3 separate regions of the Mus musculus genome follow, and all the other regions are linked to region 2. A link is a loop called in an ENCODE intact Hi-C map of the cell type or tissue named here. Cell type or tissue: heart. All regions are shown on one strand.

Region 1 (5,000 bases), 160 kb after region 2:
ACAGATGTTACGAGCTGCCTCGCAGATGCTGGGAGCTAAACCCAGGTAACCTGAAAGCATGGCAAATGATGCTGGCAGATGCCTTGCCTATAACCCCAGAGTGCTCAACAGATGGAGACGGGGCAGGCTAGCCTACCCCGAATAATGACCTGGGCACTCAAAGTGACTACCTCCATATACTAGGTGGGAATCAGTCAAGGAAGTATTCAACCTCTGCCTTCCACGTGAGTGCTCACACACAGGCACGGTCCACACAAAAGAAAAGAATAGGTGCTCATAGTGGCATGTGCTTTTAATCTTAGTGCTCAAGAGGTAGAAAGGCAGAAGCAGGCAGAACTCTATCAATTCAAGATGGCATGGTCTACTCAGTCTACGTGGTCTACACGGTCTATGTGGTTCTCTCTCTCCCTCCCCTTTTTTGTTTTTTTGTTTTTTTGTTTTTGTTGTTTGTTTTATTTTATTTTATTTTTCGAAGGCAGTGAGGTAGGGTCTCCCTGTGTAGCCTTGGCTATCCTGGAACTCACTCTGTAGCCCAGGCTGGCCACGAACTCACAGAGATCCACCTGCCTCTGCCTCCTGAGTGCAAGGGTCAAACCTGTGAACCACCAGGGCCTGGCTAAATGGTCTCTTGACCATAGATAAGGTCACAGTATCTGCAACATGTCTACCTTTCAAATATTCGGTATAGGCTGGGGTGTGGAGACACTTGGGCTGTGGGTCTCAGAAACAGAAGGACTCAGGACCGACTCTAACCATCCCACACTCCTCAAAGCCCCACTTAGTGTATAGGGAGAGAACTGATTCGTAATAGTTGTCGTTTGACCTCCATACACAGGTCATGGTGTGTACCTTCCCTCAACCCAGGTAGAGAGATGATAGATAGGTAGATAGATAGATAGGTGGATAGAAGGACAGATTGAAAGATAGAATAGATGATACAAGATAGGTAGATTGAAAGATAGATGATAGATAAATGAGACAAGTATACTTAACATTTAAAAGAAAGTTGGGTAAAGGGGAGAAGCCACAGCACAACCTGGCATGGAACAGCACCTGCTAATCATTATGTATATACGAATTTCAGAACTCAGAGAGCACTCATTATCAGAGTCAACGAAAATCTCAGTGAGAAGCCATCTTCCCACCTAGGGGACAAGCGAAAATCAGACTCCACCGTGGAAGTCTCTGGGTTGGCAAGGGTATGAGAAACATTCCACGTGGACATGGATGCAGTTGTAAGCACTGCTTGGGTATGGAACTTAGCAATATCGACTGACATTACAAACTGCAGACAAACAACTCCAACTCTGAGAAGCCAGCCTTCAGAACCATGCATGCACAAAGCCACCGAGGCACCGCTGCCTTTATTAAAGCTTCAGTACAAGAGGAGTTGATTGAATGGCTTCTGGCTCGTCCATTTGATTGGGTATTGGAAATTCTGACATGGGCTGATCTGCGTGATAAGTTACCTTGGCTGGGGGATGTAGCTCAGTTGGAGTAATGCTTGCCTATCTTGTGTGTTCGATCCCCGGCACCACAGAAACTGGGCAAAAGGTGGAAGCAAGAGGAGTAGAATTTCTTTTTTCCTTTTTTTTTTTTTGTTTTCTTTTGTTTCCCTTCCCTTCCCTTCCCTTCCCTTCCCTTCCCTTCCCTTCCCTTCCCTTCCCTTCCCTTCCCTTCCCTTCCCTTCCCTTCCCTTCCCTTCCCTTCCCTTCTCCTTCCTTTTCTTTTCTTTTTTCTTTTCTTTTCTTTTCTTTTCTTTTCTTTCCTTCCCCTCCCTCCCTCCCTTCCTCTCTCCCTCCTCTCTCTCTCTCTCTCTCTCTCTCTCTCTCTCTTTCTTTCTTTCTTTCGGACAGGGTTTCTCTGTGTAACCTTGGCTGCCCTGGAACTCACCTTGTAGTGGAGGCTGGTCTCCTGCTCAGAGACCTGGTCTCCCGCCGGAGTGCTTGAATCAAAGTCCTCCTCCACCACCACCACCCAGCTAGACTTTCAAAGGCATCCTCAACTACACGGTGAGTTTGAGGACAGCCTGGGCTACATGAAACTCTGCCTCACTAACAAAAACAAAAGCATAAAAGATAAACAATCTTGAAATGACTGGAGTAAGGATAGTGGCTACCGTATAATATAATTTGTATGTGGAAGAAAAGATAACCTGTGGGCATTTGTATGCTACCATCTGGGTGGGAAAAAAAAAACACCATACGTTCTATTATGTAAGCATACACTTCTAGCATTCAAATGCTGAGAGAACTGGGGAGCTAGGAAGCAGGTACATTGTATGCTCATTTATACCTTTAAGAATGTATACCATATGCAAGTAGTAGTTATACACATCAAAACATAAATAAAACCAAAAAGATTTATCAGAACAAGTTTGGATTCGCCAGACTGGTGAGTTAGTCCACAGCGCCCCCTGTTGTTGCTTGCGTGTATATGCAGGGCCGGGTTCACGGTGAGGAGGCAGTGCCTCTTTAAAGAAAGATGCAGAGAAAAGAATGGTGGACTACGCTGGAGCTAGAGGAGAGGGGTGGATGGGAGGCACTGGACACATTGGGAACGGGCAGTCCTTGGTCATGGAGTGCCGAGTGCCTTTGCCAGCTGCATGCCTTGGGACACGTGACCCTCTTAATAAGTCTCTGTTCTTGCCCCATAAATTGGGTTGCTAATACCTACCCTTAGGGTCGCTGTGAAGATCAAATAAGGCATGAACATGAACAGCGCTTCAGAATGAGAAAGTGCCATTACAATGCTAAGGGATTACTTTTAACTATCCCCCTCAGTTCACAAGGTAGTAAGAGGTAGGTAGTATCGGGCAGCGGTAAAGTTAGGGACTCAGGAGTCAGAATGGCTAATTCCACCAGCCACCATCTGGAGGGATCTAGAGTAAATTATTCAATTTAGTGACCTCTAGTTTACATATGCGAAGTTAGGGTTGACAATAACATTTTCATATGATTTGGTGGAGGGATCTTTAAAGCACCTGGTATTGGATCTGGCCAACGCTGCTGTCGGAGTCTGCCACTGCTGTCTTCTCCGTGTGCAAGGTCCACGTACTTTGCAAATAGGTGTGTGGTAGGTGCTAGCTTACACTAGCATCTTAGAGGCGAAGAAACTGAAGCCTGTGGAGGAGATGTGACCTGGCCCAAACCCTCTGACTAGTTAGTGAGTAGCAATAATTCTTCTAAGCTGGGAGTGGAGGTTGGTGCACACCTGTAACCCCAGCACTTCGAAGGTGCAGGCAGGAGGAGCTGGTGTTTAAGGTTAGCCTTGGCTACATCAGGCCCTGTCTCAAAAACACTGAATAAAAATATAACTAAAAATTCTTTTTCAAAAAAACCCCTTCTATTTTAGAGGGGCATCAAAAAGAATCCTCCTTCCTTTTTTCCTTCTTTCTTTCTAAAAGAGTATTTATTTACTTTTTAATAAAATTATGTATATGCGGGGTTGGAGAGATGTCTCAGAGGTTAAGAGCACTGACTACTCTTGTGGAGGCCCTGGGTTCAAGTCCCAGCACCCACATGGCAGCTCGCAACAGTCTGTGACTCCCCCAGTCCCAGGGGATCCGACACCCTCACACAGACAAACATGCAGGCAAAACACCAATGCACATAAAATAAAAATAAATTATTTTTAAAAATAGGAATACGTATCTGTGGAGTATGTTCATGTGATTGCAGGTGCCCACGAAGGCAGGGGCCAGGGGTGGCAGATCTCTCAGAAGCTGGAGTTCCAGGGGCTTGTGAGCCACTTGATATGGTTCCTGTGAGCTGAACTCAGGTCCTCTGCAAAAGGTACACACGTGGGCCGGAGATGATGGCTCAGAGGTTAAGAGCACTGCCAGTTATTCCAAAGATCCTGAGTTCAAATCCCAGCAACCACATGGTGGCTCACAACCACTGGGAAGATCTGGCGCCCTCTTCTGGAGCATCTGACAACAGCTACAGTGTACCTACATATAATAAATAAATAAATAAATCTTAAAAAAAAAAAAGGTACACATGTCCTTAAAGCTGAGCCATCTCTACAGTCTGCCCTGCCTCTCTCTCCCTCCTGCCTTCCTTTTTTTTTTTTCTTTTCTTTCTCTGTGTGGTGTGGTATGTGTGTGTACATGTGTGTGTGTGTACACATGTGTGTGTGTGTGTACACGTGAATGTGTATATGCATGCCACAACATACATGTGAAGGAAAGAGAACCACTTTGTGGGTTTGACTCTCTCCTTCTACTCTGTGGGTTCCAAGGATCAAACTCAGGTTTGGCAGCAATCACCTTTTACCTGCTGAGCCATCTCGCCGGCCCCTAGAAATACAGTTTATAATTGCCACAGCATGAATTGAAGCAGGGATAGACAGAGGACACAGAAGTGGGGGTATGAGGAAGAAGAACTTTAGCGGGAGACAATACAAAGAGTGACAGAATCCATGAGAGCCCCAGGGCATCCTGGGTCAGGGTGGACATAAGCTGCTAATGGGAAACAGAGTCAGAAGGAGGGGTTCAGGACTCGGGAGAACATCAAGGATGGGGGAGCTTTCAGATACCATCCTCCCTGGGGAAACGTTTCCCAAAGAAGGCAGTATGGTGCAGTAGGAAGACCACCCCAAGGATGTACCGAGTTCCTGTGTGCCGGGTTGCAGACCAAAGCAAAAGCCAAGATCGCTGTTTGTGAGCTGAGGACCCTCTGGTGGGTCTTCCCCTCCCTCTCCCGCCCCCACAGAATATAGATTAACATCTGGGTTTCAGCTTTATTTTCACCCTTAGCTGTGTGTTTAAAAAGAAGAAGAAGTCTAATTACAACTAGATGCCCTAACTTCATTCCAGCTTTTTTTTTTAAAGATCTATTTTCATTTTATGTATTTATTTTATGTGTACGGGTGCTTTGCCTGCATATGTGTCTGCGCACCACATGCGTGCCTGGTGCCTGGAGTGGATCAGATGAGGGCTTCAGATCCCCTGGGACTGGAGTTAGAGAGGTGCGTGTCTACACGGGTGCTGGGAGCTG
Region 2 (5,000 bases):
GCTTTCAGGCTCACCTCCTCTACCTGTTGAGCCATGCTGTTGACCCCTGTTGAACTGCAAGAATGATTACACTTGGGCTGGAGAGATAGCTCAGCAGTTAAGAGCACTGACTTCCTCCTGAAGTCCTGAGTTCAATTCCCAGCAACCACATGGTAGCTCACAACCATCTGTAATGGGCATTTGATGCCACCTTCTGATGTGTCTGAAGACAAGTGGCAGAATATCTACATACATGAAGCAAATAAATCTTAAAAACAAGACAAAACAAAACAACAAAAAAACTCAAACGATTATACTTTGGTGTGTGTGTTGTTATAGAATGATGCCTATAACAAGCTACGTTCCAGCTCCTACAACAGAACTACTAAGATGCTTTAAAGCCAGTGTTTACCGCCTATCTTGCTATGTATGGACTATCTAGGCATTTCCTGAAGCCTGAACTCAGTAACTAAAGACAATTAGTTAGATATAACTAACTGTATTCAACTTGGGGCCAAAAAATCCAGATACCATGGTATCTAAATTTTGTTGTATGTGCTGTTGCTGTTCAAGACAGAGTCCAACCAGACAGAGATAGTAAGACATATTATATTATATTATGTCACAGTCTACCTCCTATCTATCTATCTATCTATCTATCTATCTATCTATCTATTATATGTAAGTACACTGTAGCTGTCTTCAGACACTCCAGAAGAGGGTTTTGAGCCACCATGTGGTTGCTGGGATTTGAACTCAGGACCTTTGGAAGAGCAGTCAGTGTTCTTACCCCCTGAGCCATCTCACCAGCCCAGTCTACCTCATATCAATGAACAAATGATGTTGCATGTACAGGGCCCAGTGCCAAACCAGTAACCTACACACTGATCATTTTTACCTGGCCATCTTTTAACTGCTAATTTATAAAATAGCTAAAGTTGCTTCTGAAGAAAAACAAGTGTTATAATATGTCCTGAACCAGAAAGTAGCCTGACATACATCTTTTGTGGCGATATCCTTAGAACATGCCCAAGAAAGATGCATTTACTACAGAAAAAGTTGCAAATCGGGCTCATGAGATGGTTCAGCAGGTTCAGAAGGTTCAGGGTGGCCATCCTGAGTTTAATCCCTAGAGTTCATGTAAAGGTGGATAAACAGACCAGACTGAAGTGCTGTCCTGTCATCCACACACACCATGGCACATGAATCCTTGCACAAACACAGGAAGCAAATGCAATTTGTAAATTTGTCAGATAAGAAACTGCAACCAAGCATGGTAGCCCACACCTCTGATCCCAGCCCTCTGGAGACAGAGGCAGGAGGATCTCTGAGTTCAAGGCCAGCCTGGTCTATACACCAAACAAATTAAACACAAAATAGAAATCTGAAGTATAGGCTAAGACCAAACCAAGAATATGAGGGGAATGGTCCTCTGGAGAGTGACTGAAACACACAGGTGCACACATATTTCACACGCCACGGTATTATGCTTTTGCAGGTAAAGTGGTAAGATTTCTGAGCATTCAGAAGCCAAGGCTCTGTCCCATCTTCCTCCTCCTCCTCTTTTGTTTGTTTTCCTGTGTAGCCCTGGCTGTCCTGGAGCTCACTAGGTAGACCAGCATGGTTTTGAACCCCTAGAGATTTGCCTGTCTCTGCCTCCCAAGTGCTGGGATGAAAGGCCTGCACCACTATGCCTGGCCCCCTCTTCTCAAAGTTTGTCTTTTACTTTTCCCAGTAGTGAAGAACTTGGATCCTTAAAGAGGTACTCTATCCTGCTCTACACTCAATATATCTTTTTAATAATACAACTTTATTTTCTTTTAATTTTTCAGTTTTTGTTTTGTTTTTGAGATGACAGACTCATTATATAGATCAATCTGGCGTCAAATTCAGAAATCAGCCTGTCTTTATTTCCAGAGTGCTGAGATTAGGGTATACACAATCACACTGGCTAACTGTATAGTTTAAAAAGGCAGTGATAATACCTGACTCAGCAAACATGTGCTAGGAGGTTGTAGTGGTAATCTGGAGTGCTGTGCTTTTCTGCACGGTGTGCTGGAGAGCGTGGAACAGAAACCACGGCCTCACTGTGGCAGGAGGCACCTTTTAGTTATGTCTAATGGAGTCAGTCAGTCACTCTTCAGGACAACTCCACGGAGCTCTCCACTTCACCCGTTCTCCATTCTCTTTTCAGATAGGCTCTCAGGTGTCCCAGGATGACCTCAGACTCATTACACAACCAAGCACAGCCCTGGACTTCTGGACCTCCTGCCTCTCCATCCTGAGCTCTGGGATTACAGGTATTGCCAACATTCTTATGTGGTACTGAAGAATCAAACCCAGGACATTATGTAGCTTTCTGTAAAGCACCGAGATAGACACCGGCCCAATTCAAAATCTTAAGAGTTTCTACTTTATTTTTACTTATGAGCACTCTGCATGTACACGTGATCGCCAGAAGAGGGCAGCAGATTTCTTACAGAGGGCTGTGAGGTACCCTGTGGTTGCTGGGAACTGAATGGGACCTATGGAAGAGCAGCCAGTGTTCATACTGCTGAGCTAGCTCTCCACAGCCCCTCCCCCGCCACCCAAGTTAAATATTTTTAGATATATTCTTTTTGAGATCAGGTCTCATCAGCCAGGTTGGCTTTAATCTTACAGCAATTCTCTCGCCTCAGACTCCCAAGTGCTAGGATTATAGGCATGAGCTACTACATCCAGTGTTTGAATTATAATTTTAAATCTGTAAATGTAAAATTTAAGGATTCTATTTATCTACAGGACATTCCTAACATGAAATTTTCCTACCATTCAGCTTGTTTTCTTTGCTCTGCCAACTCATGGAGCCGCCGAAGGGCTTTTTCTTGTTTCTTCTCGTCTTTGCGGGATCTTGAAGAGACATTTCGGGCAAACTCTCTCTGCTTGAGATCTTTTAATCTCTGAGTTAAAAAGAAAGAAATAGAAGGTGAGCAATTTTTAATAACACACAGATGTGAGGGCAAAGCCTTTATAATATTTACCCTGAACCAATGTCATAACACTGGCATGGAATACACTATTCTATTCATGTGGTGCTCAGAAACACAACGCTGGTCACTCTGAGCACGACACTTGGATTATGGGCATTTGTAATTAGGACAGCAAGTCATTTGCCTTATTGTACAAAACAAAATGATTCCAGAAGCAACACGCAGATTTTAGACTATTGGGAAGAAAGGAAAGAGACCAATCACCTGCTCTTCCAGGATGCAGAACCAGACAAACAAATGTGAGAGAAATCGCAGTAACACAGGCCAAAGTGACAGAAAGGGGTTAGGCTGGTACAGAAAATTACCCAAGGTGTAAGAGCTAAAAAAAAAAAGCAATGTACAGCTTACATGGGAGGTTATCATTATCAGAGCAAACAGAAATACTCTTTCCCCACCATAAAAATGTGGAGGTTTTATCTGGTTTTAGTGATAACAGAGGTTTCTTACAATTATTAAAGTCGAGAGGTCTTCCAACCCTGGCATGTTCAGAACTCAGCCTGACCACTTTCAAATCCAGCCTGTCTGCTAAAATGGAAATAATCATGTTGCTTTCCACTCCTTCATAACCCTGAGAGGAATATCAGGGAAGAAGGACACAGGAAAGTTGAAGATTCTGTGACTTAAAATTCTAGTAACAGAATGGGCCTTTTGTTCTCAGAAGCTACTGTGTAATTTTCCTCAAAACAAAAGAAAACAAAAAGCGAAGAAGTGGTGTCATGAGACAGGCTGGTGACAGAGTCCGACATACCCATCTGCAATGAAGACGGTGCAACACACTCAGAACATGAAAAGTGAACGCAAGGCCTGCCCAGCAGCCTATGCTCTCCCAACAGCTTAGGAAAAGGGAGCTGACCCAATATAAAGTGGACATTGCTTTAGAAAGGCATGGTGTTCAACAGACAGAGGAATTTTCTTACCTAGTATTTATGAAGTGTGTTTCAAATCTTTTGGAACTGGGAGGGGGAAAGGTAGAAAGACACACACACACAAAAGATATACAGCTAAAGACACTATAGAAAAACTCACTCTTGTGATCTGGGCTCCCAAATTAGAAGGATTTGCTCTCAAAACATCAGCTGAAAACGTCACATCACAAAGAGAAAAAAAAGTAAAAAATAAAACAAGAGTGGAAGAGAAAAAATAAGGCAAGCATTACTACATAAGCTCTCAGTGAATCTACAAATGATATACTCAACATCAGGGACAAAAGCACTCAACGAGGGCTGGGGAGAAGCAAGAGTGGAAAACACACACGTGTATGTACACACACACACACACACACACACACACACACACACACACACGAGTAATCACGTCTAGATAAATGAAACTACCCTTTTTCTGTAATAGGTTCCATTTCTTCAAGAGAAATGGTCGGAAAACTTCAGGAAAGACTGCTACTGTCGATGAGCAGTGAGTGAGGCCGTACTCCTTCCTCTTAAGTTTGGAGAACTTCAATTAATCAACAGCTAACAAAGCTGGTGCTGGTGTAGGTCCCATATAGATTTAGATTTCTATAAACTCAAGTCATTCCCTGCCCCCCCCCCGCCCCTTTTGGTACTAAGCTTATTACTGAACTATCTATAGCCCCAACCCTTTTAGAGAAGGCCTCATTGAGGTGCCTGAAGTCACCTTAGTCTGTGGCCCAGGCAGGCCTTGAACTCCTGCTGCTGCCTTCCAAGTAGCTGGGATTACACTTTTGCACCACCAGGCTCAGTGAGGATCAAAACTATCTTAAGAAGTATGAATTTCAATGTTTTTCTTCTGAGAGGAATGGGGCAGAATGGATTCACTATGACTATTATGCCATTTGTTATGGATAAATCTTGTTTTTCTCCTTCCTAAACACTTAATAGACTCTCTTATCAAAATTTAAATAGAATGCAATGTTTTTCTCGTATCTCCCTATACACCTCAAGAAGTTCTACGTGCATCTAACTCAAAGCAGGTATTTGTTGAATTATAGGACATTGTTCAAAAAAAATAATCATA
Region 3 (5,000 bases), 92 kb after region 2:
TGACTCGAATTCCTTCTCTCTGAGTCAGCGTTACTCTGGGAGCTGTCTGCTCAGTGAGGGTCGGGATGATTCAAATATGAGATGAGCATCCCTTGGTATCCAGGAGAGCTGTTTCCAGCAACTCTGTGGGTATCAAAATCTTCAGGGGCTGAAATCCTTCATATCAAAATGACGTTCTATTTGGGTACAGCCGGTGCAGATCTTCTTGGAAACGAACAATCCCTCCTGCCTGCAAGTGCCGTGGAGGTAACTGTTACTGTTTATGGAGCAAAACAAGGAAAGAAAGGTTGCTTAGTGCTGACACAGTCTCCAGAAAACAAAAAAATAAAATAAAAAATTTAAAAAGCAGATACACACATTTTTCCCTCATAATATAGACCCATGGTTGGTTGAATACTTTGTAGGGGAGTCTGAGGATAAAAGATCTGGGGCGACTGTCATATTAAGACCATGGAATTAAGACCAGAGAACTCCTGGAAGAAGGATGCTGGTGTTGCTGTCCTAAGGTCCACGGTGTTCTAAAAGTCCAAATATGGTTCTGGGGAGAAGAGCAGTCGGAAATCAGAGGAAGGAAGAGGGTAAAGCCAGCAGGAAGCCCGGGCACCTGGTGAGGCCACACAGCTTTCAGATGGTCTTCAAGGCATGGAATTCCAGACTTCCCAAGGTGGGGAGTGATAGGCTGGGCCGTGCTAGGTCAGGTGGAGAGAGGAGAGGGGTCGTGAATGACATACTAGCCACCTCTGCTCCGGTATCTGCTGCCTCAGGTCTTTCTTCTAGCCCGAGGGGAATGCAGCGCAGGGATGCTGTAAGGGCTGGAGGACCGCTCTCCAGACGCCATCTCCTGTAGCCTTACAACTGCTTCCTGCCCAAAGCTCCCTTCCTTTCTGGGGAGTCAGGTGGCCATGAAGGCTTCACAAGCTGAGGCACCGCACCCAGCTCCTCAGTAAGCTGAAGGACCTCAGATGTCTAACCCACCCAGGGCCTTCACAGGGAGGCACTGATATCTGGGAGCTCCCTGGGCAGGTCTGGGGCAAGGAACAGAAGCTTCACCTCACCCTAAGGTTAGGGCGTCAATCCCAGCATGCCTCCTTCCTTCCCACAGTTTCCGCTTCCACCCCTGACCTCTGCCCACCCCTGACCTCTGACAACTGTCACTTCTGCCCACCCCTCTTTCTGCCCACCCTCACCCCTGCTCATTCGTCATCCCTTCCCACCCTCACCCCTGCCCACCCTCACATCTTCCCACCCTTACCCCTGCCCACCCTCATCTCTGCTTAGGAGCTCATCTTCCTTCTCTCACTAACTCAGCTCTTTTCCCAGACAGCGCTTGGGAATTTCTGAAGAGAAAGGAAGTTTTTAACCCCCATAGGAAAGAATCCCCAGGCTTCCTGGGGCCGCACCCACCTCCCCTCTGAGAGTAGAACTGCAGTTGTGCCCTTTCTGATTTGGGGGGCCAGGTCTCAAGGCTATGAGGTTTTATTGGTTTTATTTTGACTTTTTAAAAATTTTATTTATTTATTTATTTATTTATTTATTTATGTGTGTGTGCGCGCGCGCGCGTGTGCGCGCACTACATGTGTGTACATGATGGAGACTGGAGGACAATTATGGGAGCTGGTTCTTTCCTACCGTATGGATTCAAGGGATCAACTTCTAGTCATCAAATTTGACAGCATGTCTCCTGCTCAGGGCTTAGAGGGTTGAGAGCCTATCAGAGATTGGTAAAAAGGAGCCGGCTCTCAGATGAGCACATTGCTGTGCACTGTAATTCCAGCCCTTTGTGTGCGCTACAAAGGGAGACCCTGCATCAAAACAAACAGCATAGTTCACATAGGGGGTCTCTGCACTTCGGAAGCAGAGGCAGGAGGATCATCATGAGTTCCAGACCGGCATGAAGCCAGTACAAGAGCTTGTGTCAAAAATAAGAGCCCTATTCCCCAAAGCAGCCAGACCTTTCTTTTTTTGTTCAAAAAAAAAAAAAAAAAAGGCCAGCCCATTCTCCATGGGGTTCCTGCTGGGCTTCCAAGTCAGCTCTGCTCTTACTCCTGTTATAAATTCTAAGAACCCCTGACTTCTCCTGTACTGGAGGCTGATATGAACTCAGGGAGGCTAATCCCTCAGCCCCCACCTCACCCCCGTCCCTGTCCCGTCCCGTCCCGTCCGGACACACCCCTTTATTGACCAACAGGATCCCAGAGTGTTGTATACCTCGCTCCACTCCTCACAAAGATCTTGGAGGCCTGAGAATTCCCTCCGAACATAGGATTTGCAACTCCAGCGGACACTGGCTGTCCCAGCGACTGTGTACGCCCTCCTCGAGGCCTGCGAAGTTCCCACCGTGCCGAGGGCGCCCCCTAGTGGAGACAAGAAAAACCCGTCAGAGACGTGGAGGGAAAGGGGAAAACCCTGGAAGGAAGCAATGTGTGTCAAAGGCTTGGAGAATCACCTAGCGAGACCGTCCCTCTTCCTCGCTCTCCTCCCTCTAGATTGGGGGTGAGCCTAGTCCCTGTCCGGTCGAAATGTGAGAGATCGAATGTTCTGTGCTCAAGCTGCGAGGAGAGAAAAGCTAGCCGTCCCCAGTTCCTCCTCCCTGCCACCCCCACCCTCCCTCCTACCCACCTCCTTCCCAGGGGATCTCTTATTAAAACCTCTTTTCCTTTGGTCGTTCTTCCTGATTTGGAGAGGGGATGGCTCAGGAAGGGAGGAGGGCTGCGGCAGTGTGGGTTTGCTTTGGGGTCCTCCAGCTTGAGCAAGCCCAGCCCTCCCTCTTCTTCCCCACCCCCCACCCTCGAGAGTTCTTGATTTGGCTCCTCTACGTGCTTCCTTCTTTGGCGAACTCCTAGGAAGGCCCGTGTCCCGGCAGGACACGGCAGGAAAGAGCAGAGAGGACACAAGGAGGGAACCAGAGAGACTCCAGAAGGTTGAAGGCTGGAATTAGGGGGTGAGGACCCGCGTCCTTCGAGCCTTGAGGGACATATGCAAAGAATTGCTAATTGCAACTAAACGAGGCCTCGGCGTGGGGGAAGGGGCAGCCCGGGCTGTCAGGGGCTACCGCCTCTTTGAGTGCCCGGGTAAGGCCAGGCCAGCCCGCTCTTCTCATGTAAAGCAGCTTTTTGTCTGGGGGAGCCAGAGCTGGGGCCAGGGGCTGGGGAAGGGGCCCAAGCCTTTGGCAAGTTTCTTGTTCCCCAGAAAGGGAGAAGGGTGCCGAGGCCTCCTCGGAGTGAGGACGCCCCCTCCCACTAACTCCCCCACCCCTGTCCCTTCTCAAGCTTTTTATGTGGGGGTTGATGGGGTGCTGCCCAGCAGGAGGGGGTGGGCCTGGGATCCTAGCACACACACACACACACACCCCTTGCTAGGCTGTGGGAAAGGACTGAGCACAAAGGAAAGGGCTGGCCCAGTGAGTTGGGAGACAGGGCAGCTCTGGTCCAGGGACGTCCTGAGCTTGGAGGATCTAGCACTGGAACCCCTTCTCCCCAAGGATGTCGTCAGGAGTTGCCCACGTGTTATCTGGTTGCCCGAGTCTTTCTCCTCCTAGAAGTAGACCTTCCCTGTTTGTCCGCAGGAGATGGGGTGGGGACAGGATTTTAGCCTGCTTCCTAACAGACTATGAGAGGAGATATCTTTGCTAAAAACAAAAAACAAAAAAGAGACTTGAGCTGCAAGCACTTAATCCCAGATACTAGGAAGACTGGGGCAAAAGAATCACTTGGCCTAGCAAATAGAAGCCTGCCCAGGCAACTTAGTGAGACCCTAGCCTCAAAAATAAATAAGTAGGGGCTGGAGAGATGCCTCAGCAGTTAACAGCACTGACTGCTCTTCCAAAGGTCCTGAGTTCAAATCCCAGAAACCACATGGTGGCTCACAACCATCCATAATGAGATCTGATGCCCTCTTCTGTTGTGTCTGAAGACAGTGACAGTGTACTTACATATAATAATAAATAAATCTTTAAATAAATAAATAAAGGTAATAATAACAATCGTGATACTGAGGCTTCTGGTCTATGGGACCAATACGATTGATGGTTTGTTTTTTGTTCTGAGTTAAGTTCCCACTATGTAGCCTTTAACTTCTGATTCTCTTGCTTTAGTCTGCTTGTTAGAGCCTACACCATGCACTGTTTAAGATCCTGGCCGCAGTAGTCCAAAACTCAGGAGGTAGAGACAGAAGGATCTCTGTGAGTTCAAGGCCTGCCTGGTCCGCATGAGTTCCGGGCTGGCCAGGGCTACATGGAGAGACTCTTGTGAAGATAGAAGGGTTTGTCCTCATACACAGGTTGCCGGGATAGCTCAGTCGGTCAGTGCCTGCCTAGCATTCACAAAGTCCCAAGTCTGATCTCCAGCACCACATATAACCAGGAATGGTGGAGCTTTGTGAGTTCAAAGCCTACCTGGTCTGTTGGACCTTCGGAGGTCCTGATACCAACATGGTCTACATAATGAGTTTCAGGCCAGCCTGGTCTATGTAGAGAAACCCAGTCTGGAAAGAAAATACTACAAAACAAGCTTCTACTACTTATGCTGTTCCCAGTGGTGGCCTCAGAGCTCCCATCCTGCAGACTAGAGAAACAGAGCCCAGCAGTGAACCAGCCCCGAAGAACAGACCCAGTTCAAGGGCTCGGGGAGAGTTGGATAAAAATCACTGGAGAGGTTGTTTATTTTCCTATGAGATGTCCACTGGTTCACTCAAGCAGGGCTGCTTTTCCTTCCTCCATTTTGGTGCTCTTTGGTCCGTCTCCTCATCACCATATGTCACTCTGTCTGGGCCCCTCAGCCAGGTGGAAGATGCGGACTTGCAGTCCACCAGATACCCAGGGATTCTTCGTCTCAGAGTGTCTTTGGCCAAGGGGCTCTGGCATCTGGCCAGTGCCTTTCTCCCTGCTAGACTGGCTCCCCACAGGCCCCTAATCCATCTCACGCAGCAGGAAGCCCTTAAGCTCCCTTTTCAATGCCCTTCCCCAGCCTGCTGTGGGCTCTGAGCCTTTCTATACCACCCTT

The links. Peaks named below come from ENCODE experiments on the same cell type or tissue, not always from the same donor. Only the 100,000 strongest peaks of a DNase experiment are listed, where the experiment ranks them.
Region 1: it touches region 2 in a loop (7-fold over the local background); 24 of 42 quality-filtered maps call a loop at or near these places.
Region 3: a loop joins it to region 2, with 9 times the contacts of the local background. A loop is called at or near these places in 15 of 42 quality-filtered maps.

What each region holds. Positions count from the first base shown.
Region 1 is chr11:102,649,125-102,654,124 of GRCm38, forward strand. No RefSeq gene overlaps it. Among named protein-coding and RNA genes, the nearest start is that of Meioc, 14 kb to the right of the region's middle. In heart, CTCF peaks have their summits at 2,420 (motif pointing left) and 3,921 (motif pointing left); no DNase peak of the experiment used is centred here; H3K4me3 peaks cover 247 bases; H3K27ac peaks cover 579 bases.
Region 2 is chr11:102,484,713-102,489,712 of GRCm38, forward strand. It overlaps Gpatch8 (G patch domain containing 8), which reads right to left. Exons shown (of 8, transcript NM_001159492.1): 7 at 2,788-2,918. Among named protein-coding and RNA genes, the nearest start is that of Itga2b, 17 kb to the left of the region's middle. In heart, a CTCF peak has its summit at 2,432 (motif pointing right); no DNase peak of the experiment used is centred here.
Region 3 is chr11:102,576,542-102,581,541 of GRCm38, forward strand. It overlaps Gm11627 (predicted gene 11627), which reads right to left and starts at 2,578. Exons shown (of 3, transcript NR_040286.1): 1 at 2,447-2,578; 2 at 2,209-2,354; 3 at 1-256. In heart, a CTCF peak has its summit at 2,362 (motif pointing left); DNase peaks (open chromatin) are centred at 2,360 and 2,920; H3K4me3 peaks cover 2,302 bases; H3K27ac peaks cover 3,958 bases.